Regions from separate parts of the Homo sapiens genome. Here region 1 is linked to region 2. Evidence: chromatin contacts called from ENCODE Hi-C or POLR2A ChIA-PET data. All regions are on one chromosome and are shown on one strand. Each heading gives the region's core, a stretch centred on a gene start or an enhancer-like site at or near the end of the contact. The rest is flanking DNA. Distances are from core to core; before and after follow the strand shown.

What was found. A loop is a pair of places that touch in the nucleus more often than their neighbours do. ChIA-PET counts read pairs that join two places held with the same protein, here RNA polymerase II (POLR2A). Pooled maps may share reads with other maps.
Region 1: a map of CD8-positive, alpha-beta T cell shows a loop between it and region 2 (17-fold over the local background). The contact joins the promoter of AGO3 here to the promoter of TRAPPC3 in region 2. A Hi-C loop is called at or near these places in 5 of 168 maps with a recorded cell type or tissue (CD4-positive, alpha-beta T cell, CD4-positive, alpha-beta memory T cell, CD8-positive, alpha-beta T cell and 1 more), 10 of 37 single-sample maps with no recorded cell type and 16 of 50 pooled maps. POLR2A ChIA-PET finds 5 or more read pairs at or near these places in 9 of 52 experiments (A673, CD4-positive, alpha-beta T cell, HEK293 and 6 more).

Annotation. Positions count from the first base shown.
Region 1 is chr1:35,929,744-35,933,663 of GRCh38, reverse strand. It overlaps AGO3 (argonaute RISC catalytic component 3), which reads right to left and starts at 2,559. Exons shown (of 19, transcript NM_024852.4): 1 at 2,219-2,559. The coding sequence starts at 2,237. AGO1 (argonaute RISC component 1) reads right to left here. Exons shown (of 19, transcript NM_012199.5): 19 at 3,132-3,920. RefSeq lists enhancers at 1,372-1,894, 1,895-2,419, 2,420-2,943 and silencers at 2,057-2,396, 2,407-2,916.
Region 2 is chr1:36,147,266-36,151,013 of GRCh38, reverse strand. TRAPPC3 (trafficking protein particle complex subunit 3) reads left to right here and starts at 1,528. Exons shown (of 5, transcript NM_014408.5): 1 at 1,528-1,677. The coding sequence starts at 1,636. RefSeq lists enhancers at 975-1,634, 1,765-1,844, 1,198-1,858.

The sequences.
Region 1 (3,920 bases), core at 1,310-3,809, 220 kb after region 2:
TTTTTTTTTTTTTTTTTTTTTTTGAGACAGGGTCTTGCTCCGTCACCCAGGCTGGAGTTAGTGGCGCGATCATAGCTCACTGCAATCTCTGCCTTCTGGGCTCAATCCATTCTCCTGCCTCAGCCTCCCAAGTAGCTAGGACTGGAGACATGTGCCACAATTCTCGGCTAAGTTTTCTGTTTTTTGTAGAGGCAGGTCTCACTATGTTACCTAGGCTGGTCTCCAACTGCTGGGCTCAAGCGATCATCCTTCCTCAGCCTCCCAAAGTGCTGAGATTACAGGCATGAACCACCACACCCAGCCTAAATTATGGATTTAAAATTTAGTTGCACAGCTATGCTTTCAACTTAAAGCTAAGCATACCAATTATATACAAGTCTCAGGAATAATGAAAATTTTGTTTCTGATGACAATCTTGAGCCAAAGTATAGCTTATCTTCATTATTAGGCTACATTCAATCATGTATAAACTGTACTGAAGAAAAAACTTTACTTTTCAAGAGACCCAGGCATATAGTTGATAATCTAACTACACACTTCCCCAAATGTGAAGACAGCTAAATGGGTATCCATTTCAGCAATGGGACACCCAAAAAAGAAGAGGTAAAATGTATTTTCTGAGCTGTACTTGGCTTAGTTGTACCAGTTGACTAGGTGGTTTGATGTAACAAATGTTTTCTAAGACATTTCCCATATATATGGGCACAATATCATATGAAAAACCCTAAGGAGAAAAAGAAAAAACTTTAAAAACTTTTTTGAAATATCTTTAAAAGTTTTGGGATGATTAATAAAGGGTCTGACCTTCATGACTTGTTTTCCAGACTTGACAACAGGACAGTTATGTACAAAGATCACCTATGGTCCCAAATAATCACATCTCCTGTACAGTAAAACAGTAGTATGGTAATTTTTTTAAAAGGGCAGGACAGTTTCAGAAATACACAAATCAAAACTGAATAAGAGTCGAAATCTTTTCACAATCCAGACAGACCTTTTAAGACGATATGGGGGAAAGCGAAACAATGGAGCAGGAAAAAGAGATATGGTCTAAATTGATTAGAGAAACTTCCATGTAACAAAATTTGTAAAAAAAAAAAAAAAAAATTTGTAACTCTCTCCCCATCTCATCTCCCCAGTTTGAGTGCTTTTTTGCAACCATTTGACACGTAATCTATTCAACAAAGTTCTTAGCTATCGTTATGTCACTGGTTTCTTTTACGTAAGTTTTTCTTATATCAAATTGGCAAAAAGAGATATGGAATTCAGGAACTTGTAACACCATTAGTAACAAGACAGCCCCGCAAATATTTTGAAAATTAATTTACGAACTTGTGATCGTCTGAAGCATACTTTCAAATTTAATAAGCCAAGCATGATCATTTGTTAGGCAAACCGTTATGCAACACCTTTCTGTCCCTGAATTAATTACTTTAGAACCATAAACAATACTTTTCCTTTTTTAAGGACAAGTACTATCCATGTTGCAATTTTCTCTTAAGACTGCAAAACTGCTGCTCTTGCCCCCAGAGATAAAGCAGTTTTCTTAAATTCCAAATTTCCAGGAATATGACAACTACTTCTCTAAGGAATAGAGAATGAAAAAAAATATACTGTCAGCAATTTTAAGAACCACCTCCTCGTATAAGCAGGGATCCAGGCTGCTATGACATTTCCAAGCTCCTCAGAAACTATCTACCATGCTGCCACAAACAACAGAAAAGAACTCGAGGGTAGGAGCAATGCCATGTTGAATTTAACGTTGCACCAACACCTCCTTCGAACTTAATCTGAAGTTATCCGTTATCTCAGCCTATCTTCACAACTATCCTAAGAGGTAGGTAAGGGAGCTGGCTGGCTGCCCAGCCTCTACGGAACACACAACCTGGCTAAAGGACACGCACTCCAACTAGACAATGGCAAACCATTCTAAAGTCTAGAAGAAGGGTACTCCAGCAAAGAGTAATGCCGCCTAGATAACCCCAAACTTAAATCCTCCAAGCGTTTCCCCGCCTCGCAGTTTCGCCGACTCAGGGGCCCCCGGGGAACTGGGGCTGGGCTGCGGGGAGGTCGCGGAGGAGCAGGGCGAGGGGCGGGAGACCGAGCGATGCCCGCCCGACGCTCACCTCGCGCACCTGGGCCGGGCGGGAGGAGCAGGGATGCTCAGAGGACAGTAGCTGGGTGACATCCCCTACCTGGCCCAGCTACTCTGACTCACCTGCGGAGCCGATTTCCATTCATGGAGCTGGGGGGAGTGCTTCGAGGGAGAACGGAGCCCGCCACTGGCGGCAAGGAGGCGGCCCGGGGGGCGACGCGGCGCGACGCGACGGGCACTCTCACTCGGCCCCGAGGCGGGGGCGGCGACGGCTTCCCCTGAGCAACCGCACTCCGAAAGCTCTGGGCCGGAAGAGTCGCGGACGGAAAACGGCACAGGACTAGGCGAGAGGAAGGGGAGATGTGAGGCGCGGACAGAGGGGAGTCCCGTCCGGAAGTTGCATCGCCCGCGGCCGCCGACGCTCCCACCGCTCCTCCACGACTGCGGGCCGCCGCCGCCGACCTGCCCGGGGCCGCCCCGGAAGCTCGCCGGCGTCAGTTCCGCTGCCTGGCTTGCCCGGCGTCCTCGCCTCGCCTCTGGGCCCCGAGCCGTGCCGGAGCGACGTCGGGGCAGGAGCGGCCGGCGCGGAGGACGCCGGGGAGGTGTCCGGGAGCCGGGCCACATGCGGCGGGCTCGGCCGTACCCCGCCGGGCCGTGCCGGCCGGAGACAACGCGGAGGGGCAGGACTACTCGCGCCGCACGAGTGGGGGCGGTGCCTGTCTGCGACGACGTCGCGGCTGGCGGCGGGGCTTACCTGAGGAGTAGCCTACCTGGAGCCGGCGGGTGAAGGACCCCGAACTGCCGCGGAGGCCCCGAGCCGAGCCCGCTGGGGTAGGGCCACCCTCCTTCCTGAGCCCCCGCCACGCCCAGTCCGATCCACCCCACGCGCCGCCTCCTCACAGGCGGTCAAGTGACCACCGCAATTGACCTAAGTCCTAGGCTGCTTTAACGACCATTTTTAGGAAAAAAAAAATGTATTATAGTTTGGAAAAGATGACTAACAAACAGGACACTACACAAACATCAGATCGAGTAATTTCCATGTTTAAAACTCTTTAATAGCGCCTCGTCACACTTGAAAACCCAAACTCCTTTCCAGGGTGAAAACGCACGGCGTAAATGGGCCCCGCCTGTGCTACAGCTATACTGGTTGGCTTCCAATTCTCCCAACGGGCCAACCGCTGCTTTTTTCTGACTTGGAGCTTCTCTGCTTTTGGTTCCCTTGGCCAGGAACCCTCTCTCTCTTCTCCACCCTCCCCTTACGCCCTACCCCACAGCTTTTTTTTGCGTCTCAACGAAAGACATCTGAGACGCCTTTTCCGGACCACCCATCTATGGTGGGGCACCTGTTAGTCTACTACAGTATTGCCTTGGTAGCCCTTTGCCCAGTCTGTTATTTATTTACTACTTGTGTGCCCCCCACCTCACTTGAATGTCAGGCAAATATTAGGTCCTTAATAAATATTTGTTGCCTTAATGAAACATACTATTTTATTCAGGCTGAGGAATCATTCATAATTTCTCCCCATGTCCCTATGCTTCAGTAATACGGTTTTTTTTAATCAAAATAATTTTTTAAAGAGGAAAAGGAGAAAGAATATCCTATCTTCAGTTCCCCTCACTGTGGGACTTTGGATCAGTCACTTGATCTCTCTGGGCTTCAATTTTCTTATCTGAAAAATTGAGAGAACAGCATGTACCTTACACAGTTTGTAAGGTTAGGTAATATACATAAAGCACAGAGAAAATCCTCCCCAAATGTTAGTGAATAACACAAGTATTTACTATTTACCATTTTAAAGTACTTACCATATAATATTAAACA
Region 2 (3,748 bases), core at 279-2,778:
CAGGCAGGGTGGGGTTGGGTGGCTGGCTGTGAGTGTGACTCAGGTTTCTGTGGGCAGCCAAGGGCAGCCGGCAGGGAGGAGCCCAGACCGACAGACCGGCTGGCCAACTGCAGCTTTCACCTCAGCTGTCCTCTGTCCTGGGAATGCAGAGGGCTCTTGTCTAGCTGAGCTGGCCCTTGGGGGCTAGTTGACTCCTGCTTTCCTCCCCCAACCCCAACCAACCCTCAAGTTCCTTCCCAGAGCCCTCGGCCCTTGGCTCCCTCCCCTGTGGCATTACACAGGATGGAGAGTGAGGGGTCACTGCCTCTAGGGAGGAAACAGAATGTCTGGGGAAAAGGGTATAATAATGATTGGTCCTGCACCCTGAGGGAGGGACTGGGGGAACCCTGGGCACCAGCTTGCAGCCTCAGCGGCCCCCCAGCCCTCCCTAGCCTGGCTGGCTCGTGTCTGGACAGGCTGGTTGTCATGGTGAGGGCTAGGGGCCAGAATGCAGCTGCTACAGTCAGGCTACCAGGCCTAAGTGAACAGAGAGTGCTCAGGGACCCCCCAGCCCAGCTTCCTCAGAGTTGACCAGCTGAGAGACCGCGGGAGCTGAAACCAAAGAGCTGTGGTCAGGGACTATAGACTTCCCCTTGGTGATGGGTGAGAGTTCAGCCAGCACATTCCCTTCGTGTTTCTGGTGCCTGTTTGTTGGCTTGTTTTTGGAGGGTGGCTGGAAGGGAATACACGTTTCTTTTATGCCTTTTATGCGCCCAAGTGCTGGGCATGCGTGGCTCACCAGTCTTTACAACAACTGAGAGAGATTTAGCAACTTGCCTAAAATGGCAAAGCTGGGATTAGAACTCAGAACTGACGGCCACGACAGTTAGTGATCTTTGTTTTCTGGGAACCAGGCAGTGTAGCTGTTCTAGGGGGAGGGAGGGGGAGAAAGTGACTTGAACTTTACCTAAAAGACTGGATATTCCATCACGAGGCCACAGGTGGTAGAAGGCAGGTGCTGGCATCATTTGGGGTTTGGCAGTCTGAAGAGAAAGACACTAGCGAAATGCTTGGCACATAGTAGGTCATTAAATATTTTTCTAATGAAGAAGCCAATTCTGTGTGAGTCATTGCTAGTTTTCTGGGACATCTTGGGAGCTTCTGGAGCTGAATCGCAACAGCGGAAGACGCTAGCTCGAAAGAGGGACTTTCCAAGACCAACCCCGGCGAGAGAGGAATTTGTGGAGCATCATCTCTGAGCCGGGCGCGGGGGGAGGGGGACAAGGAGGAAGCGTGTGTGTGACCCAGGATTACCGAAGGCTGCGGACGCCACCCAGCGGCCAGGATGCTGCCCAGCGCAAGCTGGGCTCTACCAGGCAGGCGCGCGCGGAGCACTCCGGGAGTTGTAGTTGACTGTGTTAAGAGGCGGTGCTGCCAAAGGGGCTGTTGGGTGTTGTAGTCTGACGTTTGTTGGGCGGGAGTTGCCCACGTCGGCCGGACCACTAGTCCCGTGGTGCCCCGCGGGAGGCCGCGCAGGCGCAGTGAGTCAGTGCCGGTCGGTCTTGTGGGCTGAGGGGCAGCGGCTTAGGCTCCGGCGTCTGCAGGGGTCGCCGAGCTAACCCGTGGCTAGGCGAGTGGGGCGGGGCGGCCGGCACCATGTCGAGGCAGGCGAACCGTGGCACCGAGAGCAAGAAAATGGTAACTTGGAGCGCGTGACCTCGGCGGGCGGGGCGAAATTGAGGCGTACAGGGAAGGGGCCCGGCGCCGAGCGCGAGGTGCGTTTGGAAAAGGGCCTTCCTGTGAGCTCTGGCAAGGGGAAGCCTCTTGCTGGGTCACTCCGGGGGCGTTCCAGGCAGGTGAGGGGACCGTCGGAGAAGTTCCCCGGAGGAGACCCCGCCCCCAAGGCCTGAGTGCAGCTCTGTGCTAAGCCAACAACAACGACGGTAATAAATACCAATAACTGCCACTTAACTTCTCTCTTACTATGTGTTGGGCACCGGGCCACGCACGTTACAGCATCTCAGTTAATCTGCAGAGTAGCCCCTATCAGATGGATAACATTGCCGTTTTACAGCTTGGAGAGCTTACGTAATTTGCCCATATTTACACCTGGGAAGTTAGGATTTGGACCCGTGTTTAACTCCAAAGCTAATGCTAGGAGCTGACTGTTAGGCTTTACTCTTAGGCTACAGTGTCTCGTACTGTGGCGTGGGTATTGTGAGAGATGTTCAGATACTGGTCGTGCCAGAAAGGAACGTTTTATTCAATGGAATAAGAGATGGGCCAGAGTAAGCAGTGAGTGGTGCCCCTCTAATGGAGTGGGTGGCTCCCTTCTTTCCCAGGGAATAGTTTGGACACCATATGGTCCTATAAAGTTGGACTAGGGGCTGGGGCTGCAGACTTAGGTCATTTTTCTTTCGTTCTTCCCTCCCTCCCCCCGCCCCCAGACGAAATCTCTGTCACCCGGGGTGGAGTGCAGTGGCACTAACTTGGCTCACTGCAACCTCTGCCTCCCAGGTTCAAGCAGTTCTTCTGCCTCAGCCTCCCGAGTAGCTGGGATTACAGGTGTCCACCACCACGCCTGGCTGATTTTTGTATTTTTAGTAGAGATGGGGTTTCACCATGTTGGCCAGGCTGGTCTCGAACTCCTGACCTCAGGTGATCCGCCTGTCTCGGCCTCCCAAAGTGCTGGGATTACAGGCGTGAGCCACTGCGCCTGACCAATTTTTGTATTTTTAGTAGAGACGGGGTTTCACCATGTTGGCCAGCCTGGTCTCGAACTCGTGGCCTTAAGTGATCTGCCTGTTCAGGCTCCCAAAGTGCTGGGATTACAGGGGTGAGCCACCACACCCGGCCAAAAGACGAGAATATTTTGTTAGGAAACAATGTCAGGTAAGGGGAAACACATGGACCTTGGTTGGAATTCTGACTTACTTGATTGATCTTCAATTTCTTTATCTATAAAATGGGGATAGTAATGTCTACCTAATATTAAATGGGATGGTGTAAAATGTGAGGGGCATGGTAAATGTTTCTTTCTCCTTTTCCTATGAGATGAGTAGAGGTCTTCCTGGTTAGTTTTTGTACTTTGCTCTCATTTTATCCATTTTTTAAGCCTGAAATCAATATTGAAATCTTTAACAAAAATCTGCAGACTCTACCCCCAGCCCCCAGTATTCTTCGTTTCAGTGAAGTAAGGTAATTAGGGAGGGGCAGCAGCATACTCCTGCCCTCAAGGCTCTTGGAACTCCCTTCTTCTAGATAGTCACTTAGCCCACTCCTGCCTTCATTCATAGTTACTCAAATGTCACCTCCTTTGAGAGGCCTTCCCTCCTGATTACCTGCCTAATTCTCTAACCTCTAACTCTATGCTGGTTGTCTTCATAGCACTGTCTATTTAATTTTAAATGATATACCCAGGCTGGAGTGTAGTGGCATGATTGAGGCTCATCCAGCCTGACCTCCCGAGTTCAAGCAGTCCTCCCGCCTCAGCCTCCCAAGTAGCTGGTACTATAGGTGTGCACCACCATGCCTGGCTAATTTTTTTTTTTTTTTGTAGAGCTAGGGGTCTCCCTGTGTTGCCCAGGTTGGTCTCGAGGTCTCGAACTCCTGGGCTCAAGCAGTCCCTCCAACTCTGCTTCACAAATTACTGGGATTGCATCTGTGTTCCATTTAAGCTTGCCAAGACCTAAATTGTTTTGTTTTGTGTTTTGAGACAGAGTCTCGCTCTGTCACCTAGGCTGGAGTGCAGTGGCCCGATCTCAGCTCA